2 separate regions of the Homo sapiens genome follow, and region 1 is linked to region 2. A link is an interaction called in ENCODE POLR2A ChIA-PET data of the cell type or tissue named here. Cell type or tissue: A673. All regions are shown on one strand. Each heading gives the region's core, and the rest is flanking DNA. Links, peaks and the distances in the headings are about the cores only.

Region 1 (15,952 bases), core at 4,795-12,794, 120 kb after region 2:
CTTGTTTAAGAAAATTAAGTTTTCCCATTCTTCCTCTTTAAGCTGGTGACCCTGGGTGGCATGGAACTCTTACAGGAAAAGCTTGGAACTCTTGAGCTCAAATCCAGTGTGTTGACAAGGTCCCAGTGGGAACCCCATTCAGGCTGAATGAATTGGCAGTCATTTCCAGGCTTATCAGATCACATTCTCCTTGTCTTACTTAATTTTGTGAATCAACCCCAACTCAGGAGACCAGAATCACAACAAGAATTTCATTTTTGCCAGACAAAGGGCTCAGCCATGCATTCAGCCATCAAGTTTTCCTTGTCCTTCCCTGGGTCTGGAGTGATATAGACTGAAACAGTGGATCCGTGTCAGGTTTTACTCATGGCTGGACTGCCTTGTCACGCTCCTTGGCACCGAAGGAGTGTGATTGAATGTGTGTAGCTGTCAGAGGCAGAGGGGAGTCAATAATACCTGATATTTGCCTTGAATTCCTGTTTTACCTTCACACAATTAAATCTTGCCTTCACATTATTTCATTTGCTTTACTTGGAAAGGAGCTCTAACCTTGAAAAGGATTGAAGTTGTGGCTTTATTATCCTTGAGGACAATTCTATGTAATGTGTGGAAGAAGAGAGGATTCCAAAGAGATTCCTCTCTTGTCTTTTCCGTATCAACTGCTTTGAGTCCTTTGTTTTCTTTCCTGGGCTCTTGTGTGGGTGACACATCTGTGTTTATATACAGCTAGGCCATATCTCTCTCCCAAAGAGGCAGAAGAGCCAAACTACATGTCTTCAGGAGGGGGAAGCAAGTTTTTCTCAACCTTAGTGAATGATGTTTCTAGAACAGGGTGGATCTCTAAGCCCTTAAGGATGATGCTGTCTGTTCCAGAGAATTCTATATAAAGTGTATGTGTGTGCACGCTTCTTTCAGTTTTCTTCTCTTAAGAAGACAATTAGCAGCAGCATTCAACATAGAGTCCTCAAAGGATGAAATCCTCCCAACATTTAACTTGGGTCATTTGGGAATGTGTAAATGTAGTTACTCTTCCAGGCCACCGTGGGGGGCTATTTGGTGTACTCCTAAATGTAGGACTTTTCACATTGAAAAGAATACACTGGAACAGACTTCCTGATTCACATCAACCAGCCAGGCCTGATCCTTTCATTACAAGGTAATGCATTTTGTAGATTGAGTAGGAAACTAAATAGGCAACCCTCTTTAGGGATGTAGATATCTCTGCTTCAGAAAATGTTTATTGATTCTTTAGGTTCAGAACAACATTAATCATGCAAAAAGCCAAAGACCCGAGACTCAGAATCTGGTATCAGGAGACAGGGGAGCTGCTTTTCTTTTCACAGTAAGACTTATGTCAACACATTTCTGAAAATGAATCAATAGTCAAATAACTCAAGTGACAGATTGATCATTCTGGCAGAGAACAAAGTCTATAAGATGTCATACAATCAAAACAGCAACAACACGTAAGGCATTTTATTTGACATTACTCAAAATTCTACTGATCCTATCACATTTAATACGTCTTTTTCCATCAGCCTCTGGAGATAGGAAGATAAAAGTAACAGTGAGATGAAATGTAGCCATTACATTAGAAATATGAACTTGCAGGGTGCTTAACGCTATTTCAAATACCACTTTAAAACAAAAAATAAGGTTACACATTCCATATCCGTTTAAAGTAGACTATGTAATATGTTATTTGTAAGGTCTTTAATAGATTATAAAACACTTTTTAAGTATCATTTCAATTAAAATTTGACTTTATTTTAGCTGTTTTTTCTTTAAAAATTTTTTTAAATGAAATTTTAGCCTTGCAATTTTTCTCCTATAAAATGGGCTGTTTTTTACTTGCTCATCAATACAATATTTCTTTTCTCATTTTTAGTTCTTTGTAGGTTGAACCTTGCTGTGGAAGCCCGAGAGCTTTTAACAAAAGAGCTTGGGGGAAGATAGGTCAGAGTTCAAATTCCTATGTCTGCCTTTTATTGGCTGTTTGACCTGGGCTGGTCTTCTGGTCTCTTGAAATCTGCATTGAAGCACAAAAGGGTATCAGAAGAGTCTGTTAAAATGATTGTAAGGCAAGGATGAGTTATATGCTTGGCATGTAGTCAGCACTCATGATATTATTGAATATTATGATCAATATCATTACTACTATTACTCCTATATGAAAGCTGTCTGTTATTCAGTATTTTTCTCTAGAAATCTCTATCACAGGAAAACAATGCAATCCGTAAAATAAGTGTTCAAAATAATGATCATAAGGCATTCAAAAATCCTGAATTCTTGAATTATCAAAGAAAAGTTATGTTTTGGCAGTGTAGCTTGAATGATATGTATATTATAGTATACTGTAATTCTTATATGTTTATATATACTGACCCTCGATGTATGTATTACTTCACTGCAATATTCAATTAATCAACACTTGACTAGGCTGCATAATTTAAATTTTTTTAAATTTCAATAACTTTTAGGGTACAAGTGGTTTTTGGTTACATGGATGTGTTGTATAGTGGTGAAGTCTGAGATTTTAGTGTACTGATCACCTGAATAGTGTCCATTATACCCAATATGTAGTTTTTTATGCCTTGCTCCTCTCCTACCTGTCCCCTCTTCTTAGTCTTCAAAGTCCACTGTACTGCTCTGTATGCTCCAAAGCTTAGCTCCCACTTATAAGTAAGAACATATGGTATTTGGTTTTCCATTCTTGAGTTACTTCACTTAGAATAATGGCCTCAACTCCATCCAAGTTCCTGCAAAAGGCCATTATTTTATTCTTTTTTATGGCTGAGTAGTATTCCATAGTGTGTATATAGACCCACTATATATATATATGTATACACACACACACAATATATATATAGATACAACATATGCTATATATATACTATATATTATATATACATAAACTTTCTTTTTTTCCTTTTTCTTTTTTTGATTTTAATTTTTAAATTATATTTTAATAGTTTTTGGGGTACGGGTGATTTGTGGTTACATATATAAGTTTTTTAGCGATGATTTCTGAGATCTTAGTACACCCATTACCCAAGCAGTGTACACTGTACCCAATATGTAGTCTTTTATCCATCACCCCCCATCCAAGTCCCCAAAGTCCATTATATCATTCTTATGCCTTTGTGTCCTTATAGCTTAGCTCCCACATATAAGTGAGAACATATGGTATTTGGTTTTCCATTCCTGAGTTATTTCACTTAGAATAATGGCCTCCAGCTCCATCCAAGTTGCTGCAAAAGGCATTATTTCCTTCCTTTTAATGGCTAAGTAGTATTCCATGGTGTATATATACCACATTTCCTTTATCCACTTTCTGGTTGATGGGCACTTAGATTGGTTTTATATCTTTGTTTGTGCAAATTGTGCTGCCATAAACATGCATGCACATGTGTCTTTTTCATAAAATGACTTATTTTCCTTTGGGTAGATACCCAGTAGTGGGATTGCTGGATCAAATGCTAGTTCTACTTTTAGTTCTTTAAGGAATATCCATATTGTTTTCCATAGTGGTTGTACTAGTTTACATTCCCACCAGCAGTGTAACACCATTCCCTTTTCACCACATTCAAGCAAACATTTATTGTTTTTTGACTTTTTAATTATGGCCATTCTTGCAGGAGTCAGGTGGTATCTCATTGTGGCCATGATTTGTATTTCCCTGATGAAGTGATGTTGAGCATTTCTTCATATGTTTGTTGGCTGTTTGTACATCTTCTTTTGAGAAGTGTCCATTCATGTCCTTTGCCTACTTTTTGATGGGATTATTTTTGTTTTTCTCGCTGATTTGTTTGAGTTCCTTGCAGATTTTGGATACTAGTCCTTTGTTGGATACATAGGTTTCAAACATTTTCTTCCACTTTGTGGGGTGTCTGTTTACTCTGCTGATTATTTCTTTTGCTGCACAGAAGCTGTTTCATTAGGCCCAATTTATTTATTTTTGTTGTTGTTGCATTTGCTTTTGGGATCTTAGTCATAAATTCTTTGCTTAAGCCAATGCCCAGAAGAGTTTTTCTGATGTTATCGTCTAGAATTTTCATGGTTTCAGGTTTTAGATTTAAGTCTTTGATTCATCTTGAGTTGATTTTTGTATAAGTTGAGGAGATGGGGATCCATGTTCATTCTTCTACATGTGGCTAGCCAGTTGTCCCAGCACTATTTATTGAATAGGGTGTCCTTTCCCCAATTTATATTTTTGCATGCTTTATCAAAGATAATTGGCTGTAAGTATTTGGCTTTATTCCTGTGTTCTCTATTCTGTTCCATTGATCTGTGTGCCTATTTTTATACCAGTACCATGTTTTGGTAATTTTAGCCTTGCAGTATAATTTGAAGTTGGTATACCACATTCTTTATCTACTCATTGGTCAACGGGCGCTTAGGTTGGTTCCATATCTTTGTAATTTTGAATTGTTAGGCTGGATCATTTTAAGTTTCTTATATTCTGTGTGTCATCAGGCAAACCAACAGATATATAGCGGAGAGAAATTATAATTCAATTCTGAGTAGTGAGTGAAACCTATAGATAATAATAGTAAATAATGCTTAATTTTATTTATTTATTTATTTAGACAGAGTCTCACTCTGTCACCCAGGCTGGAGTGCAGTGATGCAGTCTCGACTCGCTGCAATGCCCACTTCCCAGGTGCAAGTGATTCTCCTGCTTCAGCCTACTGATTAGCTTGGCTTTCAGGTGCATGCCACCACGCCTGGCTAATTTTTGTATTTTTAGTAGAGATGGGGTTTCACCATGTTGGCCAGGATGGTCTCAATCTCCTGACCTTGTGATCAGCCCGCCTCGGCCTCCCAAAGTGCTGGGATTATAGGTGTGAGCCACCGCACCTGGCCGAGCAAGGGTCTTTTGAGAGGTGACAGTGCCCACTACTTAGATCGGTGCACAATTGATAACTTACGAATTGTTTTATTTCTGAGATTTTCCATTTTATATTTTCAGACAGTGGTAGACCACAGGTAAACCATGAAAAGTGAAGCCATGGATAAGGATGGACTACTGTATAATTAACCTAAGTGTCTGTCAACGGGTAAATGGATTAAAAAAACTGGCGTATATACACAATGAAATACTATTCAGCCTTAAGAAAGGAGGAAATCCTGTCTTTTGTAACAACATGGATGAGCCTGGAGGACATTATGCTAAGTGAAATAAGCCAGGCACAGAAAGACAAATAACACATGATCTCACTTATATGTAGAATCTCAAAAAGTTGAAATGGAAGCAGAGAATAGAATGGTTACTGGGTTTGGGGTGGGGATATGTTGGTCAAAGGATACACAATTTTGGCTAGACACAAAGAATAAGTTGAAGAGATCTATTGTTTCTGTAATTGGTAACAATGTATTGTGCACTTGAAAACTGGGAGGAGAGAGATTTTAAGTATTCTAACCACAAAAAATGGTATGTGAGGTAATGCATATGTTAATTAGCTTGATTTAGCCATTTCACAATGTATACATCTTTCAAACATACAGTTTTCAACAAACATTTGGTGCACCATAAATAGATATAATTTGTATTTATCAATTAAAAAAAGAGAGAATTTCTGAGACCATACCCTGGGAAAGGAAATAGGTCTGGTGTAGGAAGCCCTTATTCATTAAAACTTTTCAAGTGATTCTGGTGTGCATTTAGTCTTTTGGTTGTAGTGACTCTGAGGAGTGCTTTACTCAAAGAAATTAGTCTCTAATGAAGAAAATTTAGGCCTGATGACAGGTCAGTGGAGGGCATAAGTTGAGGCTCATAGTAGCATTCCTATTACCCTTAAAAATCACAATATGTAAGATTAGTTTTATTATTCTCTGTACCAGAATTCTCTTTAATATGCTTGATGCGGATCATAAAAGCTTATAGCTAAGAATCTGATTATTTCAAGCTGTTAGTTGAGCCAGACTTGGCTTATTTCAATTCCTATTTCAGAGAATGATATAAAGCTACTTCCTGAGAGTGTTCCCATATGTACGTTTTTCCATGGCTAAGCCAATGGCTAAAGTGAAAAATACAGAAGAAAAACACTGCAGTGACTTGGGTGGTCACTATAGGCCATATTCTGACTCAAGCTACTGGAGTTGCAGGTTCAGGCCTGCAGTATGTCCTCGGACTCCTTAAGGACTGATTTGATGGACTTTTTCTCATTAAAACTTTCTGGAAGTGCAAGTCTGAGGCATGTGGAAATAAGCGAAGACCAACCAAATGAGAAGAGGCAATGGTTACTTATTCAGAACTTGTCATAACAAGGGAATTGGTCAACATTACTTGTGCTTTGTTAGCAACTCACATGCAGACAGAGGAGTGGAGAAGCCTCAGAGTGGAGCAGAGCAAAGGCTTCAGGCGCGTGCTGATTGAGGAAACTGGAGACAGCTCACTAGAAGCAGGGTGTGTGGTATGAATGTGTCTCCCCCAAATTTATCTGTTGAAACTTAATTGCCAGTGTGATAGTATTTAGAGGTAGGGCCTTTAGGAGGCGATTAGGTAGTGAAGGTGGAACCCTCATGAATGGGATCAGTGCCCTTATAAAAGAGGTTGTTGGGGGGAGTGAGTGCATCCTTCTGCCTTCCGCCAGGGGAGGACACAGCCACAGGGCACCATCTTTGAAGCTGAGAGCAAGTCCTCACCAGACAGCAGGTCTGCTGGCCCCTTGATCTTGGACTTCCCAGCCTCTGGAACTGTGAGAAATAAATTTCTGCTATTGTAAATTACCCAGTCTAAAGTCTTTTGTTATAGCAACGTGAATGGATGGAAACACAGACATCCCATGTGATTAGTTAAGAGGACATATTTGACTTTCTCTGGTTGGTCCTAAGTTGGAAGTGGGAGCAAAAGTTAGAGATTAATTTTTCAGGGGACAATTAATGAAGTCCTGGACATTTTGGGCCAATTGTTATGGATGTTATTGCTTGACTTCCTGAACTGGTTGCTAGAGGTAATGGTCTGACTTGTAGATGGACAGTGGGCTGGCTTCCTGGATTGGTTACTATAGATAAGGGATTGGTTTCCTTGGCTAGTTGCTGCAGGTCGTGGGTTGGAGTTCTATTTTTGTATATGATCTGGCTATTGTCCATGTGTATTCAATCTCACAGGCATTATCTTCTATTGCGGAGGCACCTGGCTTTACAGGAACTATGTTGTGGCAAGAGAAGGACTTGGCTATTGATGAGAAACCTCTGTTTCACTTTAGAATCCACAACCAGAAATGTCCAAGTGAGCGAGAGATATGCAAAGCTCCAACTGGCACAGACTGGAATTCTAGAGTAAAAGAAAATCCTCAGGACTCCGCATGGTGCCCTTTAAGTACCAAGCTGCTTAAAATATCATTCTGTTTATTGTAATTTGATGTGTGAAATTCAGGCAGGCATTTACAATTCAGATCCCATTCCTAAGGGATTCCCATTTGGGTGTGTTCGTATGACTTATTCTGAGCCTTTCTTCAAGTATGGACGCTTGAGATTGTTAGGTAAAATGCACATAGATGCTCAGAGATGAAGTGTTTATCATCATTACCTCAATGAATCATTCTCCAGCCTTGACAGGTTCTAATGTCCCCCATGCTTCAACGCCACCCACTCTGTCTTGCTCTTTGTCTGAAGCGTGTTCTCTTTCCTTCTGCCCACCAGCACCCCCATCTCAAAATTTCAAAGTATTCCCCTTATCAATCATTTGGATTTAGCTGGGGGCAGAGGGGGCGGGGGTTGCTGGACAGCAGCAGAAGCTTTGTCCAAATACCTTATAACAAGAACAACAACGTGGTCATGGCCCCTGTTTGCTGGGTTGGGGAGAATGGGGCAAGAAAGGAGGAGGGGGACCTGCTGCGACAACAGACCCAGGCTGCCACCAAGGGGGTGGCAGCTCCCTTGGTGAGTGCAGTCCCCTTTGCTAAGAAAAAAATGGAGCTGTTCTCACGGCTCGACCTTCTGTTCCCTGGGACTACTCTGGAAAGGGTCCTCATTTCTGCTTTTCCAAACAGGGGGCTTCCATTTCCATCAAAGGTGATAGCTGAGTTAGGAAAACTGAGTCTGGCCTGGTGAGGCTGCATTTTTCCCATTGCTGGCTCAAGGGAGACTGTGATTCTCATGACAAATTATGTGTTCTACTTTTAGCTCTTTCCACCGGGTTATACTATGACCTTGGGCAAGACCCTTGACCTTTCCGGGTTCCCCCTCCTCCTCTTAGTTTCTCCTCATCTGACCAAAGCACTTTTTAAAAAAACCATGACCGTGTTATAAAACAAAATGTAGAATAGATGAAAGGAAAATGTATGATCATGAATCTAACAGGAACATTGTTGATGTTTCTTCCCATTCCTTTTTCTATGCTTTAAAATTATAGTTGCAATCATTGAATCTCTACCTGAATAGCTTGCTTTTTTTTTTTTTTTTTTTTTTTTTCCGGGACATGTTCCTAGGTTGCTGAATAATCTTTATAATCATGATTCTTAATAACTTTATAATTTCAAGATGTATTTCTTAGTCTCTTCCATTTAGCTCACCTAGAAAATATACTGGGAATTGAGATACAGTAAAATCCACTGAGAAATTCTCCTTGAATTTCCTCTTGTTATTTTCCCTTTCCTTTGAAATATTCAGGGGTTTCTTTTTTAGAGTAGGAAATTAGCCAGTGCCTTAGAGATAAAATGCCCAAATAAAAACAAAAATGAACCTCAACCCCACACTGCCCCCAGACAAACCCAAACACTGGTTAACTCTCTTTTTAAAGTTAGTCTGGGCCGGGTGCGGTGGCTCACGCCTGTAATCCCAGCGCTTTGGGAGGCCGACGTGGGTGGATCACGAGGTCAGGAGATTGAGACCACCCTGGCTAACATGGTGAAACCCAGTCTCTACTACAAATACAAAAAATTAGCCGGGCATGGTGGCACGTGCCTGTGATCACAGCTACTCAGGAGGCTGAGGTAGGAGAATCGCTTGAACCAGGGAGTCGGGTTGCAGTGAGGTGAGATCATGCCACTACACTCCAGCCTGGTGACAGAACAAGACTCCATCTAAAAAAAAAAAAAAAAAAATTAGTCTGTCCATATTCTTTCAGTAAAATGTTCGATTCTTCCAACTCTTAGATTAAAATGTCCCAAGGAGCAGCCCCTGGGCTTTATTTTTGGGATTTGGTGGTAAATCTTCCTCTGGATGTCAAGTCTCCTCAAAGTCTGCAGGAAATCCTACTGGGACTTGGAGATTGTGACATCAGATCTAGTTAGAGCTGTTGAGTGCAAGGAACTGCAGATGTCTGAACATGCCAGGAGAGAGAACTTGCAAAGACCTACAACCAGCATCCCGCTGGATTAGATGTGTGGCTTTTTCTGTCCTCAGGTTACCTGGGGAAACAAATCCCACAGAAATTATTTGATCGCCCCCCTCCAGAGCATACAGTGAACAGATGAGAGAAGGTATCTGTACTATGAGAGCCTCTCTCTATTGTGCTCCCCATAAAAGGCCAACAGCCTAAGAAGGCTTCACTTTCTCTGGGGTGCTATTGCACTGCATCATATACAAATATCCATATGAGGGGAAGAAAGCAAAGCAAAACTTTTCCTCTTTTTTTTTGTTTTTTTGAGACGGAGTCTCACCCTGTCACCTAGGCTGGAGTGCAATGGCCTTATCTCGGCTCACTGCAACCTCCACCTCCCGGGTTCAAGCGATTCTCCCACCTCAGCCTCCCAAGTAGCTGGGATTACAGGCACTTGCCACCACGCCTGGCTAATTTTTTTGTATCTTTAGTAGAGACGGGGTTTCACCGTGTTGGCCAGGCTGGTCTTGAACTCCTGACCTTGTGATAAGAGAGAATTTTTCCTCTTTTGGATAAATCATTTCCAACTGAATTCATCATGGCCACCTATCATATATCACCCTTCCTCCTCCCACCATATTGCACCAAATCCAGCTGCTGCTCCCCTGGATTTCATTCTAGTCAGGTAACTGGGGGTCATCCTGATTTTGACTTTTAGTTCTCACATCCAACATTCACATGAGTTTATTAACTCTACCATATACAGCTTTCATATCAATGTGCTTCTCCACTCCCCTACGGTACTGCCTCATTTCATGTTCTCATCATTTGTAAACTAGATTTCTGGGTTACCACAATTTCTTAACTGATCCACATACTTCCAGCCCTGTCTTCATACCACATGGTGTCCTTTCTCATGATCAGCCAGTGTCTGCCAGTCACTTGCATGGGAGTCTTCATTCTCCTTTGTCTGTCTGACCATGCCACTCATCAGACCATATTGCTCCTCGGTAAATTACATGCAGGATTCTTGGCATGGCAGACATGAGACTGCATATCTGCTGCCTTCTTTCCTGCCCAGCCTGATCCTCCCTCCTGATCTCTTAAATCAAAATATCACTTGGTGCAGTCCGGGAAGACACATTTTTAAAAAGCTCCCTGGGCAATTCTCATGTATGGGATCCATTGATAATTATTTGGAAACTAGTATTCCAGAAGCTCAATAGGATGCCATTTATGTCTCAATTTTCCTGTAATCAAGCCTCAGGAAAGGATGCATCATAATGTATTTCAGTTACTGAGCCCCCTTGGGTTGGGTCCAAGATGGAATTCTGTTATGGTTAATTCTGCATAAAAGATTTTGTTGATAGTTAAACTGCGGGATATTAATGTTGCTTGTACCTGAAAAGATTGTGTGTGGTAAGCCTTCCTGTGCACTAAACCAGTCACGTTATTCCCCTGTCTTAATTCAGGGGCAGCATACCTCCTTATACCCAAGTCTTAATTTAAGAGGAAGAGAAAGGAACAGGAAAGAATGTGGCGAGATATAAGAACAAAAGAAGACTGCCCCACAAAAGAGCATGGCAAAATAGCACAAATGGGAAATATTGAGTTGCCAAAGTTTAGGGAATTAATGATCATGTATACTTTCATATTTTATGATTTTACCATCAAACATGAGTTTTTAACAATAAGGAAAATGCTGATTCTATAAGGTTCAGGGAAATGTCAAGATGCAAAATTGTTTTTGCAATCTCAGTTGTGTAAAGTATGTTTAGAAAACACCTTAAAATACTGTATTAAGTTAATATTGCTTCTCTCTGGTGCTGAGATTATTGATTTTTAACTTTTTAAAAAAATTTCTCATCCCGATGTTTTTAAATTTTTTTGAGTTCACAGACAGTATGTTTGGAATCAGAAAAATATAAGCTAACTTTTGATTGTCGTTGTTGGAATATAACAGGAAGAGATATGAAAGTGATAGAGAAGTAGGCAAACGATGGTGGAGGGGGGAGGGAAAGAAAAGGGGGAGGAACAGAAATAAAAGAAAAGGAGAGAATATGGGGGAGGAAAGAATATGGCCACAGGGCGAGGACATATTATGTCTGAAGCCTGAGGACACATCATTTTAAGATTCCATCTTCAAATCGGGGCTTCTGACTTCCTTCCTTCCTTCATTCCTTCCTTTCTTCCTTTCTTTTTTTGACAGAGTCTTGCTCTGTTGCCCAGGCTGGAGTGTGTAGTGGTGCGATCTTGACTCACTTCAGCCTCAACCTCCTGGGCTCCAGTGACTCTCCCACCTCAGCATCCCAAGTAGCTAGCTGGGTCTGCAGGTGCACGCCACCACGCCTGGCTAATTTTTGTTATTTATTATTTTTTGTAGAGACAAGGTCTCCCTTTGTTGCCCAGGTTTGTCTCAAACTCCTGGGCTCAGGCAATCTGCCCATCTTGGCCTCCCAAAGTGCTGGGATTACAGGTGTGAGCCACCGCACTCAGCCAGGACTCCTGATTTTCTAAGCAGACTAGTACTCGATCAGAAATGCTATAAAAAGACTGCCCTTGTCTAATGCACTGGTATTCTCTACAATGACATGTGCAAGCAGCTGCTTCTTTTTATCATCAGTATTGAAAAGAGCAAAGAGCTCGTGGACATTACTTTGAAGTCATTTGCATATTGATAAATGAGTCACAAGATGGCAAAGCTTCGATGTTTTAGGAAAATATTTTCTTATATCCTTTCTGATCTCTCTACTGCCCAGAGTCCTCTCAAATTAATCAAAGGGATAGGAAACTCCAACCCCGAGGACCAGGATGGTCCTTTGTCCCCAAGGTGAGTCCAGTGCTGACCTGGAGAGGGACTCCAGTCATTGTAAGATTGGAGGATGGATTAGGCCATGAATATGCAGAGGCAGGATGAAGGGAGTGAGCACCCAATCCATAATGACTGAATTACTATTTTAAAATGGAGTGAATTAGATAGTTATTATCGGTGTAATTATTCATAAATGTGCCTAATTATTCATAATTATTCAGAAGCCTATTACTTCCCTGATTGCCATAAGTGATCTCTGAGGCCAATTACAATTGGATTCTGGTCACAGGACTCAGTGACTATTACCCATCTGTCTTGGTGAATCCAGAGCTTGGTCTCTGTCCTAACAGCACGGAGAGCCCTTCGTGTCATCTGGCCTTTTAAATACACACAACAGACCCGTTGCGTTAAACCCAGCTGATTTCAAAGCCCCCATTGTCTTTTTCCCCCTTTCCGGTCCCAAGCTCCACTTATTTGGGTTCAGGCTGTTCCTTCGAGGGCACACGCTGCTGCTGTTTAATTAGGACTCTCTTGTTGTCATTCCTGCATTTGATATCTTAATAGCATTGAGAGCATATGTAGGGAAATAGGCAAAAAGGAAAGTACCTTCATGCACATAAAGGTGATATGGAGAAGCCAGAAGCCCTGGAAGGCTTGGCCGTGTTTTAAAGGTTGCACTGTCAAATCAGTGGTTTGAGATTTTCTGTAAATCTTAAGGCCCTAACACACAGATGAGGGAACGCAGCTAGGTTTAACTCAGGCGGCTACAGCTTGCCGCCTCTGATACTTATCACGCTTCTGAGGATCATTTCAAAATAGTGTGGCCTAGGAGAGCATTTCCAGTTTTTCCAGAATGATTTCATTCTGACCTCAGTGTGGCCAATTGCTGGACGTGGGCTCTGGCTTGATACCCCGTCTGTGCAGAGCGTCTTGTGACTGCGCAGGCATCAGCGCTGAAGCTGTAGCTCAATTTCTACTTTTTTTTTTTCTCCCTGGAAAACATTACAGCAATTACCATATTGTGGGGCAGCATTATCAAGTGCAAATTAGCATATAGATTAGTTCTGGGGGGCAGGGAGGAGAGGTGGGTTAAGAACTTTAAAATCATGTATCGTTAGGCTGCACAAAGAGTGGCATGCAGAAATCTTCGGGCCCTGGTCGACCTAACCCTGTGTGTACATCAGCGGATCTGATGGGTGTCAGCTGATCATTTCTAGGGGAACAAAGGCAACTCAGTTCTGATTGTAGCTACGAATGGGGCAGTGTAAGAAGTGGCGGAGCTGTTGGTGGATTTTAAGACCTTCATCAGCTTTTCGTTCTTGGACAGAGAATCCCTGATTTGGTTAGTAAGAACTCCCTATAATTAATTGGAGTCACTAAGTTCACATTTTGCATTTGGTCCAAGAAATGAAAATGGTTAAATTTTTGCTGATGGGATAAAAAAGAGTATAATCTAGAATTGAGACTTTTAAAAAGAGTGTGGCAAAAGATAGTATGCAAAAAGGAGATTAATTTCCTACCTTCCATCAGAAGAATATAAAAATAGATTTATTGAAAAATAAACATTTATAGGACCTCCTTTATCTTTCTAAGATCTCCAACAGTGCAGGAGACTGGTTTAGAAACAGTCAATCCGTCAGTTGGTCAAGTGTTTATTGATCATCTACTATGTGTACAACACTATGAATGGTACAAAATATAGGATATGGAACTAATCACCAAAGTTCTCAAATACAATCCTTTAAAGAAATGGCACAGAGGCTCCCTATTGGCTGCTGTGGAAGAGTTCAGAAGAGAGGGAGAACTTTGTGGACTAGACTAGAGTGGTCAAGAAAAGTTCAACAGGATTTAGGAGCTTTCTTGACTACAAAGGGTAAGTGGGGTGTGAACGGGCATTCATGAGGATATTCCAAGCCAGGGTGATGGACCACAGGACTCAAAGGTCAAGGACATTGTGAAATGGATGGCTTAATGAGGAGAACAGCCTGACAGAACAGAGGGTCTACGTGGAGGTGATGGAAGTGTGTATGAAACAAAGGTATGAGACTAAGGCAAATGTCTTAACCTCTTTCAATCTCAGTTATCTATTTCATTCAAATGGATTTAACAATAACTTCCTTGAAAAATGATCATGTAATAAATGAGATCAATTATTTTTCTATATGCAACTTCTGGCATACAGTAAGCACACAGCCTTTGCTAATTAATTAGTTAAATGTGATATTGCTTAATTGAGTTAGATTTAAAACCACTTAGGGTCAGCTCGGGGCCCAGTGTTAAGCATGCAACTTTGTCTGTGGCAAATACTATCGCTCAAATTAGCAACAAATAAAACATGTTTTTAAAAAAACACAATTCCTCTGAAGAAAATAACACCCCAAATCCTTTTTGGGATCACCTTTTCAGCTACCCTGGTTGGGGGCAGGCTCCGATTGGGATGTAGGAGAAACTGCTTCAGGAAAACAGAAAAATAAAGGATGTGGATGTGGATGGGTGAACTGGGAAGACTGATGAGCTGGAAGGAGTTGCACTGAGATTTATTTTCCCACAGTGACTTGAAAGGATAAAAAGCAGAAGAATACGGCTGCGGAGCCTGACAGGTCTACCTGACTACCAAGGAGGTCGGGTCAGCATGGCCGCTTTGATTACTGGAGACACTACACATTTCATGGTACATTAGGTAGATTCTAAAGCCTAATCTGGTCCCATGAATGGTCAAGGTATGGATTGTTCGATGGGGGATGGGCACGAGACAGCCATGTGCAAATGTGTAATTGAGCACGACGTCCTGGGTCTCAGCCCAGCATCATCCACCATTCATGGAAGGAAGGTCCCATCAACTATGCACTCCCTGGACCCCAAAAAGTCATCCAGGTGTATTCTTTCATATCTCCCCCACCCCCAGATTCTCCAAATGCTGTGAGAGGCAGGAAAAGAAAAGTACAAGGTCTTCAATCTTGGAGAAAATTTCCTGACACACAGTAGGTGCTCAATAAATATTTGTGAAGAACTGTTTGTTGAAAAAAAAATCTTCCCTTTTACTCAGTTTGAATCCTCAGGTCCCATAGCTTTTATTGGCCTGTATTGATTTTTCTTACCTATTTTCGAATGTTTAGTACTGGTATCACAGTTATTTTTTCATCCCATGAAAGTCTTCTCCTTGTTGGATTTTGAGCGGCTGCAGGAACTTTTGTTCTTGTTTCCTCTGCAGTGTCCAGTTCTGTGCTTTGCTTAGTGCCTGTATGTGCTGAATAGTGACCGGGCAGCTGTGATCCAGTAGGATGGGCACTAGGTTAGGAATAAGAAAATGTCAGTCTGTCTGTGCTCCGACAGGCAGCATGAGAGTGAATAAGCCATCATCTCTCTGAACCTCAGTTGGGTCACATGTAAAATACGGATAATAATTCACATCTTATCTATAGAAGAGGATTAAACAGTGTATTTGTAAAGATTAAATATATCACTGTACACTAAAGTATTTCAGCAATGACTTTTGCATTTGGCTGTGATTGTACCACCCATGCATTATCATTTTTGTACTGGAGGCCTTCCCATTCTGAGGGGAGATGGATCCTCAAAAGCATTAGTGGGATAGAGGTGAGCTGATACTGGTCTCTTATTTGCTTGCAGCTGAAATCAGGCTAGGCCAAAGCCAGGAGGGCTTGTCTCCCCTTCTGATATTGTGTGACAGGTGACACTGTTGGTTTAAGAACAGACAGCCTTGAGCATAGAAAGCAAGAAATGTATGTTTATGAACCTGCTCCCCGACCTCCTTCCCCTAAATAAGAATTGATGCTGGGAACAGAGAAAAAGATAGAAAAGACTATCCTGTGATTAGACAGACAAACCCATCAAGCTAATCAAATCTCATC
Region 2 (8,000 bases), core at 1-8,000:
CTGGTCTCGAACTCCTGGCCTCAAGTGATCCACCAGCCTCGGTCTCCCAAAGTGCCTGGATTACAGGCATGAGCCACTGCACCCAACCCCCTATTCTAATAATTTTTAACTAGATGATCCATTTGACAATATTTTTAGATGATCTATTTTAAGAATGTACATTTATTCATTTTTCCCTCAGGAAACTTTTGCCAGAAACTCACAGAGTTTTTCAAAAAGGATGAGGTTACGGTTACCACTTTCACCTCTTTTTACAGTTTAAACTTTGGAACTTGTCCCTTTGAGTCTGAGATAATTATGAATGACCTTGACTTGTTAACTCTGCTACTTTTTTGGAAGACATTCCCTATATAAACTTACTGTAAACAAAGAAATGAACAGATTTCTCCCCTCACCAAATTTACAGATTTTAAAAACATTTCTGATGGGATCTCCCAGACTATTTCACTTACAACACTGGTTTTCCACCATCCCTTTCTAGCTCAAGTTCTTTTTCCTTTCTTACAACAGGAAACAATGCAATTGTTCTAGTTGCCATTTCCTGCTTCATGTTGATCTGCATGCCAGTGTGTCTATAGTGGTGCTTGGCTCTTTCTGCCTAATAATTCCTTTTAATTTATATTGGCACTCTATCATGACTTTGAACTTTAAAGCCAAGCAGATAATATTCTGAATCACTAATTTTCCATGAAGTCATGTGAGAAACACTTTAAGTGAACCGTTCCGGATCAGGGTGACACGCTGCTTTGCTACCTTTCCAACTGGCACCACGTTGCCGCCTTTGGGACATTCTTTAGGGCCAGTGCTCCTGGACTATTTTGCAGTTAATTCTTTTATTTTTCCTTTCCTTATAAAAGAACCACATGCCTCCAATGGTGCTCCAAACTTCAGAACAAAAGTATTTCAGTTGATAGCAATCTTACAGTCAAGCAGCACATAATATTACAAAGGATTTTAATAATCTTGAGTAACAGTCTGTTCACAGGGATGACTATCTCCTAGTGAAATCACTTTAAGAAAGCAGTGAGTCACTGGTGTTATAATAAACAGCCACACTAACAGGCAGTATAACAAAGGAAAGGCAACATAATATTCCTCAAACGGAGTTAAGATAGACCAGATCTTAGAATAACTCAGCCATGACTAAAATTGGGCTCACAATGAAACAAAATACAGTGGAATTATCTGATGACTCGAAGGTTCCTTGACTGCTGTTTTGTACACTGTGCTGATTACATATTCCGTATTGAATAACGTGAACAAACAAATTAAGGAATGCACGAGGACAAAAATAAATAATATTGCCAAAGCAAACAAAGCACGAAGACCTGGTAAATATCAGCAGGTGGCCAATCTGCACCTCACACCCACCCTACCTTAACACCTAGAAATCATTTATTCCACATCTGTATGTATTTGTACCCAACTTAACTGGAATGTCATTTAACACCACAGTGCAATTCTGCCATTGTGTAGGTTTTAGTCTGTGAGGCCTGTTCCTTGAGAAGGTGTTTATTTCTCTGATTACTTTGCCTGCACTTGGACTAGAGTGGGAGAGATACTTTGACTCATGATAGGAACCCAAAAGGATGGTCAACAGTGATTTACATATTAATCTATTCAATTTCACTTTGAAAAAGATAAGGATATCTTTAATCATAACATCCTGGTCACTATATATGAAGATGACATACATTCCAAAATACAAAATGTAAACACATACAGAATGCTAAATATTATTAATGTAACCCTAACTTTAACATGCTGTACTGAATGAAACACTTCTAACCTGCCTAAAAACCAAGTACCCTCCAGTGCACTTAGACTCGTAATTAAATAACTTTGCAGCTAGTGCTATGAATATTTTGCACTATAGGATTATGACCTTATTCATTCTGCTGGCAAAGGAATTCCAAACAAGTTCCCTCCTTTTCCGAGTATTTCTTTTCCCTACTGCAAAACCTGCATAAGCTAGAGGAAAAGAAAATTTAATTAAACACTTGGTTTATGAGTTACACTTCAGTATCATCTTTTTTATTTTTAATTAGATGTAGAAATACTCTCCTTCTTAATGACAGCCCGATGCTACAGCAAGCAAGATCTTGTGGGTCTGAACAGACGTTCACTAGCCTGCTGGCTGTCATCACAAAGGACGACTGATGATATTTTTCCTAATATAAAGCTTAAAAAGTTAAATGTCAAACCATATGTCACATTTAAATATATATTTCGTAAAAAGCCAACAAGTTTGTTATTGTGGTTTTCAGATAGAAATTGTTCTTGGAGCCCTGTTGGGTAGCCATGCTCACAGCAGCACAGTCTCACTAAAATGAAGTACAGACTCCCTCAAGTTCAAAGACTGTGTTTAGGCTGCCACCAGGAGAGAGATGCTTAGATACCTTAGCAGCAAATCCTCTTTACCTTGCAGGCTTTTTTTGTTTTGAAATGAGGTAAGTTGTGCCTCATGATCATTTTAAATTCGAAAAGCTACTAAAACATATTGAACCTAGCATGGAATAAAAGAAGGTGGTAATCAATGTACTTCAGCTCCAATAAACTTTCTCCACATTTAAATAACATTACTTATATTACACTTTCACTACAGAGATAAAAAATCTGAAATAGGAACTATAAATAGGTACCAGTTGTTAAATATTGCTTTTATTTATTTTTTTAAGACAGGTCTCACTCTGTTGCCCAGGCTGGAATGCAGTGGTGCAATCATGACTCACTGTGGCCTTGACCTCCCTGGGCTCAGAAGATCCTCCTACCTCATTCCCCCAAGTAGCTGGGACTACAGTCACAGAGCTACCACGCCTGGTTAATGGTTTTTTTTTTTTTTAAATAGAGACGGGTTTTGCCCTGTTGCCTAGGCTGGTCTTGAACTCCTGGGCTCAAGCTATCTACCTGCCTCAGCTTCCCAAAGTGCTGGGATTACAGGCATGAGCCATCATGCCCAGCCTTAATATTGCTAATCTCAATAAGCATTTAGCTGCACAAGGCACTGTTTTAAAAGCCAAGAGGGGATGAACAGAAATAAGACAAATCCTCTTTGGTCTCTTATTTTGTGTAAATTGAATCATATTCTTTGTAAGTATGGGGAATATTCATTCTACTTCACTCCTGTTGTCCCAATGTAATTATTAATAGGCCTCCTTTCACAGCCAAGTGTTTTGGATGAGAAATCATGTGGTCGCCCTATTTACAAAGAATATTTGTAATCAAACTTATCATAAGCTTTCCAAAACAATGAAAATTCCCTTAGACAGCCAAGGCCATCCAAATCTTCAGATATTTTTCTGACAATTTTCTGATTCTGTATTCTACTTATCTGCCTCATGCATTAATAACATAATATTCTGACCAGAGATTAGCACTGGATTCCATTTTCTCTACTTCATTAATTGCTTTCATGTAAAACAGTCTAATTTCTTCAATAAGATTAATATGCCCCTGAAAATAGTTTTATACTTCTGTTGTCTCCCTCTCAAGTATGGCATAGTGGGCATACACAGTGGGCTCTCAATAAATCATTTAAAACTCATAATAGTTTTACATTAAATTAAGGATCATTCTAAGCCATTACAATAATGTTACAGAATTTAACATAATCACTGAGGGATCTTTGAGGAACAATTCAGAATAAAGTCAAGTAAATTCAAACTGAGGGATTATAGCTTGAGTAGGGAACTAATAACTGTATCCTGCATTATTACGGTACGTTTGCGGGGTGAGGGGAAACTAAAAGGAATCCACTTCTATGACTGTCATGAAGCCCAGGAGTTCTGGAGGGAACTGCATTCCATTCTGAATTTTCTGGTTACAATCCCTGTCTTCTCTCTTCAACCTCAACTGAAAACCCATACTCAAGAGGCCTCAATCTGTGCCCTCTTATTCTTGGCAAATGGCAAAACCAACTATGTAGGAGGCTTTTTCAGAGGAGAAAACGACTTTGTTTTTCCAAAAGACAAACCCTCCACTTTGCTTTATGAGGCAGATAGCAGCCCCAAACCATGGATAGGTTGGGGCCTGCGCAGACCTCAATTATTACGGTATTTTACAGTTTATAAGACAAAGAGCTTCCCCACACATTAAGACACTTCAGTCAGAAGATCTGAAAGTTTGGCCCTTCCAAAAACTGAGCGCCGTGCCTTTAAACCACTCAAGTTTCCTAAGCATTAGTTTCTTTCTCTGTAAAAGAAGGCCAATAACACTGGTCCTATTTCCTTCTTAGTGATGAGGTACAGTGAGAAAGTATAGAGGAAACTCCTTGAAAAGCATAGAGAAATACGTTTAAAAATTTATTCAGTGTTTATGGAGGGGTGACCACCTACACATGCCAGGAATTACCTCAGACAATGGTGTTACAAATATGTGTCGCTACAATCATTGAGTCAAACAGCTTATAATTTAGAGAGATTTTCAAAGAATTACAGTAAGAGTGAAATGAGCTAGACCCGAAGTGTACATGAGGTACAAACACACACAGAGGAAGGAGCACCTCAATGTGGTTTAGGCGCCTGAGAGAGATGCAGCCGAGGAATGAGTGGGAACCGAGAGATACTTGGGAAATGCAAATGAAGTGGAGAGGAAGGGAAGGGCTGGGACCAGGGAACAAAAGAGAAGAGTAATGCAAGGATGCTGGGTAGAAACAGCCCAGCATACAGCAGGCTCTGGGGCACATGTTGTGGCTGAGAGAATGACGGGAAGGAGGATAGCAAGGGAGGCAGGAGTCAGATGAATTAAGACAGGGTTTCACTCTTGTCGCCCAAGCTGGAGTGCCTTGGTGCGATCTCTGCTCAGGGCAACCTCTTCCTCCTGGGTTCAAGCAATTCTCCTGCCTCAGCCTCTGGAGTAGCTGGGATTTCAGGCATGCGCCACCACGCCTGGCTGATTTTTGTAGTTTTACTAGAGATGGGGTTTCACCATGTTGGCCAGGCTGGTCTCGAACTCCTGACCTCAGGTGATCCACCTGCCTTGGCCTCCCAAAGTGCTGGGATTACAGGCGTGAGCCACCGCGCCCAGCTAAGTTTTGTATTTTTAGTAGAGATGGGGTTTCGCCATGTTGGCCAGGCTGGTCTCAAACTCCTGACCTCAAGTGATCTGCCCGCCTTGGCCTCCCAAAGTGCTGGGATTACAGGGGTGAGCTACTGTGCCTGTCTGAGTTGATTATTTTGAGAAAGAAAAAGACACGGTCATGAGAAAGACTGCTCCAGGGGCCACCAAGCTCATCTCTTACAGTCCATCCTCTTTAGATGAACAAAAGATTCTAAATACTGGAACTTGGGCAATGTCATTGGATCACAGGAAAAGACACATGTGAGAGGCATTTAGGAGCTGGAAATCAGGATCTGATTGACTGGATGCATGAGGTGCACAATGCACAAAAACACATGAGTTCTTTTTTTTCCACAGGGGGAAGATGGGTGTTGGGGTGATGGGGAGTTGAGCCAAGCTTGTAGGCAGAGAGATGGTCATAACAAAGCACATATTCTGGGGCCAAAGTGTCTGGTTTCTGGACCTCGTTCCACCACTTACTTGGGCAATCTCAAAGAAAACACTTGACCTCTCTACGCCTCAGTTATCTCATCTGTAAAATGGGGCTATTATTAGTGCCTACCCTATATGGCTGTTATTAGGATTAAATGAGTCAACATTTGTACAGCATGAAGAACAGTGCCAAGAACATAGTGAGTATCATGTCATCGTTCATGAACAAATTTAAAATAAAGAGACTGATCATGTAGGTAGTGGACAAGATTGAAGGAAAAAAAAGGAAATACAATCTGGAGCAAGATCCAGAAAAGGGGCAGGAGGCAGAGAGGAGATTCAGGTAAGAGGCCAGATGAATGGTGATATGGTTTGGCTGTGTACCCACCCACATCTCATTTTGAAATGTAACTTCCACAATTCCCACATGTCACAGGAGGAACCTGGTGGGAGGTAATTGAATCATGGGGGTAGGTCTTCCCTGTGCTGTTCTTGTGATAGTGAATAAGTCTCATGAGATCTGATGGTTTTATAAGTGGGAGTTCCCCTGCACAAGCCCTCTCTGCCTGCTGCCATCCATGTAAGACATGACTTGCTCCGACTTGCTCCTCCTTGCCTTCCACCATGATTGTGAGGCTTCCCCAGCCACTGTTAAGTCCATTAAACCCTTTTTCCTGTATATATATTACCCAGTCTCAAGTATGTCTTTATCAGCAGCGTGAAAATGGACTAATACAAATGGTTTGGCCTAGGAAAAAGGCAAGGCTGAGACCAGGAAAAGGAGACAAGATAAGACAAGGATGCACAATCAGGCAGGCTGGAAGATGAAGGGATTCAGATGAACAGCCTCCATTTTTCTAGCCGAATAATGGAGGAAGGCTCGGTGATAAGGACTAAAGATAAAGGAGGAGGGAGAAGGAAGGGGCTTAAGGAAGGAAGTAAAGGTTTGGAAGTATCCCTGGGAGAAAAAAAAAAAAGGAACTGAGCCAGTATGAGAGCCCAGCTGCAAATGGATAGTAAACATTTTTAGTGGCAGTAATCTACAGTGTTGTAATTTCTCCAGTAGAGCTCAGCTTGGATCTTGGATGTAAGAATGAAGACATTTATTTGGACTGGCCAAGAGCCGGGAACTTACAGGGAAAGGGTGGTGACTGTAGGGTAAAGCAAAGGAGCTGAAGATACTAAGAGGACGTAGCTGAAGTTACACAAAAGGGGGTCAGGTTGGGTGGGGAAGAAAGTATACAGATTTGGAAAAGAGGAGTCAAATTACATCAGACAGAAATTAGACACTAAGAGATCAAAAGAGCTAAGATAAGCGGTGTATTAGTCAGGGTTCTCTAGAGGGACAGAATTAATGGAATACATAAATATATAAAGGGGAGTTTATTAAGTATTAACTCACACAATCACAAGGTCCCACAACAGGCCATCTTCAGGCTGAGGAGCAAGGAGAGCCAGTCCGAGTTCCAAAACTGAAGAACTTGGGAGTCTGATGTTTGAGGGCAGAAAGCATCCAGCACGGGAGAAAGACGTAGGCTGGGAGGCTAAGCCAGTCTAATCTTTTCATGTTTTTCTGCCTGCTTTATGTTTGCTGGCAGCTGATCAGATGGTGCCCACCCAGATTAAGGTTGGGTCTGCCTTCCCCAGCCCACTGACTCAAGTGTTAATCTCCTTTGGCAACACCGTCACAGACACACCCAGGATTAATACTTTGCGTCTTCAATACAATCAAGTTGACGCTCAGTATTAACCATCACAAGTGGTTACACAGAAGATGGGGTACTGGAGTTAAGATCTAGAGGTGGAATGGTAGGAATATGGGGCCCAGGGGATGATGACAAAACCTAAAGTGTGGCTGGAGAAGTCACTGCTGAAGAAGGGCAGAAGCATAGGAAAAAAATCAAGGTCAAGGAAAAGGAAGCAACTGAAAGGAATTCCTTTCATTTTTATCTGATAAGCTGAAAATGCAAATCTGATTTAAATTCAAGACAAAGTTTTTTTAAATTTTATTATTATTATACTTTAAGTTTTAGGGTACATGTGCACAACGTGCAGGTTTGTTACAAAAGGCACCTTGTATAAAGGAATTCCTTTCATTTTTATTTGATAAGCCAAAAATGCAAATCTGATTTAAATTCAAGACAAAGTTTTAAAAATCATTCTCAACACTACAGAAAAAAAGCCAGTAACTATACAAATACTCACTATAAAGCGATGAAGTCCATAGTACAATAGTATATCTGCTAATGTAAAGTTATACCCTGTAAGGTAGACTTTATCTTCAAGATATGAATTAAGATCCTAGAAAAAAGAAAAAACAAATAAATATTAATGTAAAAAACAGTAATAATAAAGTTAATTATCATATCATGACTTAAAAGATTTAGGCTACTAGAAAACAAAATATTGCCATTTAATAAATTTACTCTTTGACATTAATATTCATTCAAAATCACAAATAATACGCCAGTCACCTCATTTTAAAAAAATTGGCTAAACATTACTAGTCT

Evidence for each region. Peaks named below come from ENCODE experiments on the same cell type or tissue, not always from the same donor. Only the 100,000 strongest peaks of a DNase experiment are listed, where the experiment ranks them.
Region 1: POLR2A ChIA-PET joins it to region 2 with 12 read pairs; 2 of 35 experiments call an interaction of 5 or more read pairs at or near these places.

What each region holds. Positions count from the first base shown.
Region 1 is chr6:8,194,480-8,210,431 of GRCh38, forward strand. The region is part of intron 2 of LOC105374910 (a long non-coding RNA gene); the gene reads left to right. Among named protein-coding and RNA genes, the nearest start is that of EEF1E1-BLOC1S5, 100 kb to the left of the region's middle. In A673, for the core only: no CTCF peak of the experiment used is centred there; no DNase peak of the experiment used is centred there.
Region 2 is chr6:8,082,491-8,090,490 of GRCh38, forward strand. It overlaps EEF1E1 (eukaryotic translation elongation factor 1 epsilon 1), which reads right to left. Exons shown (of 4, transcript NM_004280.5): 3 at 7,696-7,791. EEF1E1-BLOC1S5 (EEF1E1-BLOC1S5 readthrough (NMD candidate)) reads right to left here. Exons shown (of 7, transcript NR_037618.1): 3 at 7,696-7,791. It also overlaps SCARNA27. Among named protein-coding and RNA genes, the nearest start is that of EEF1E1, 16 kb to the right of the region's middle. In A673, for the core only: no CTCF peak of the experiment used is centred there; DNase peaks (open chromatin) are centred at 841 and 961; H3K27ac peaks cover 2,917 bases.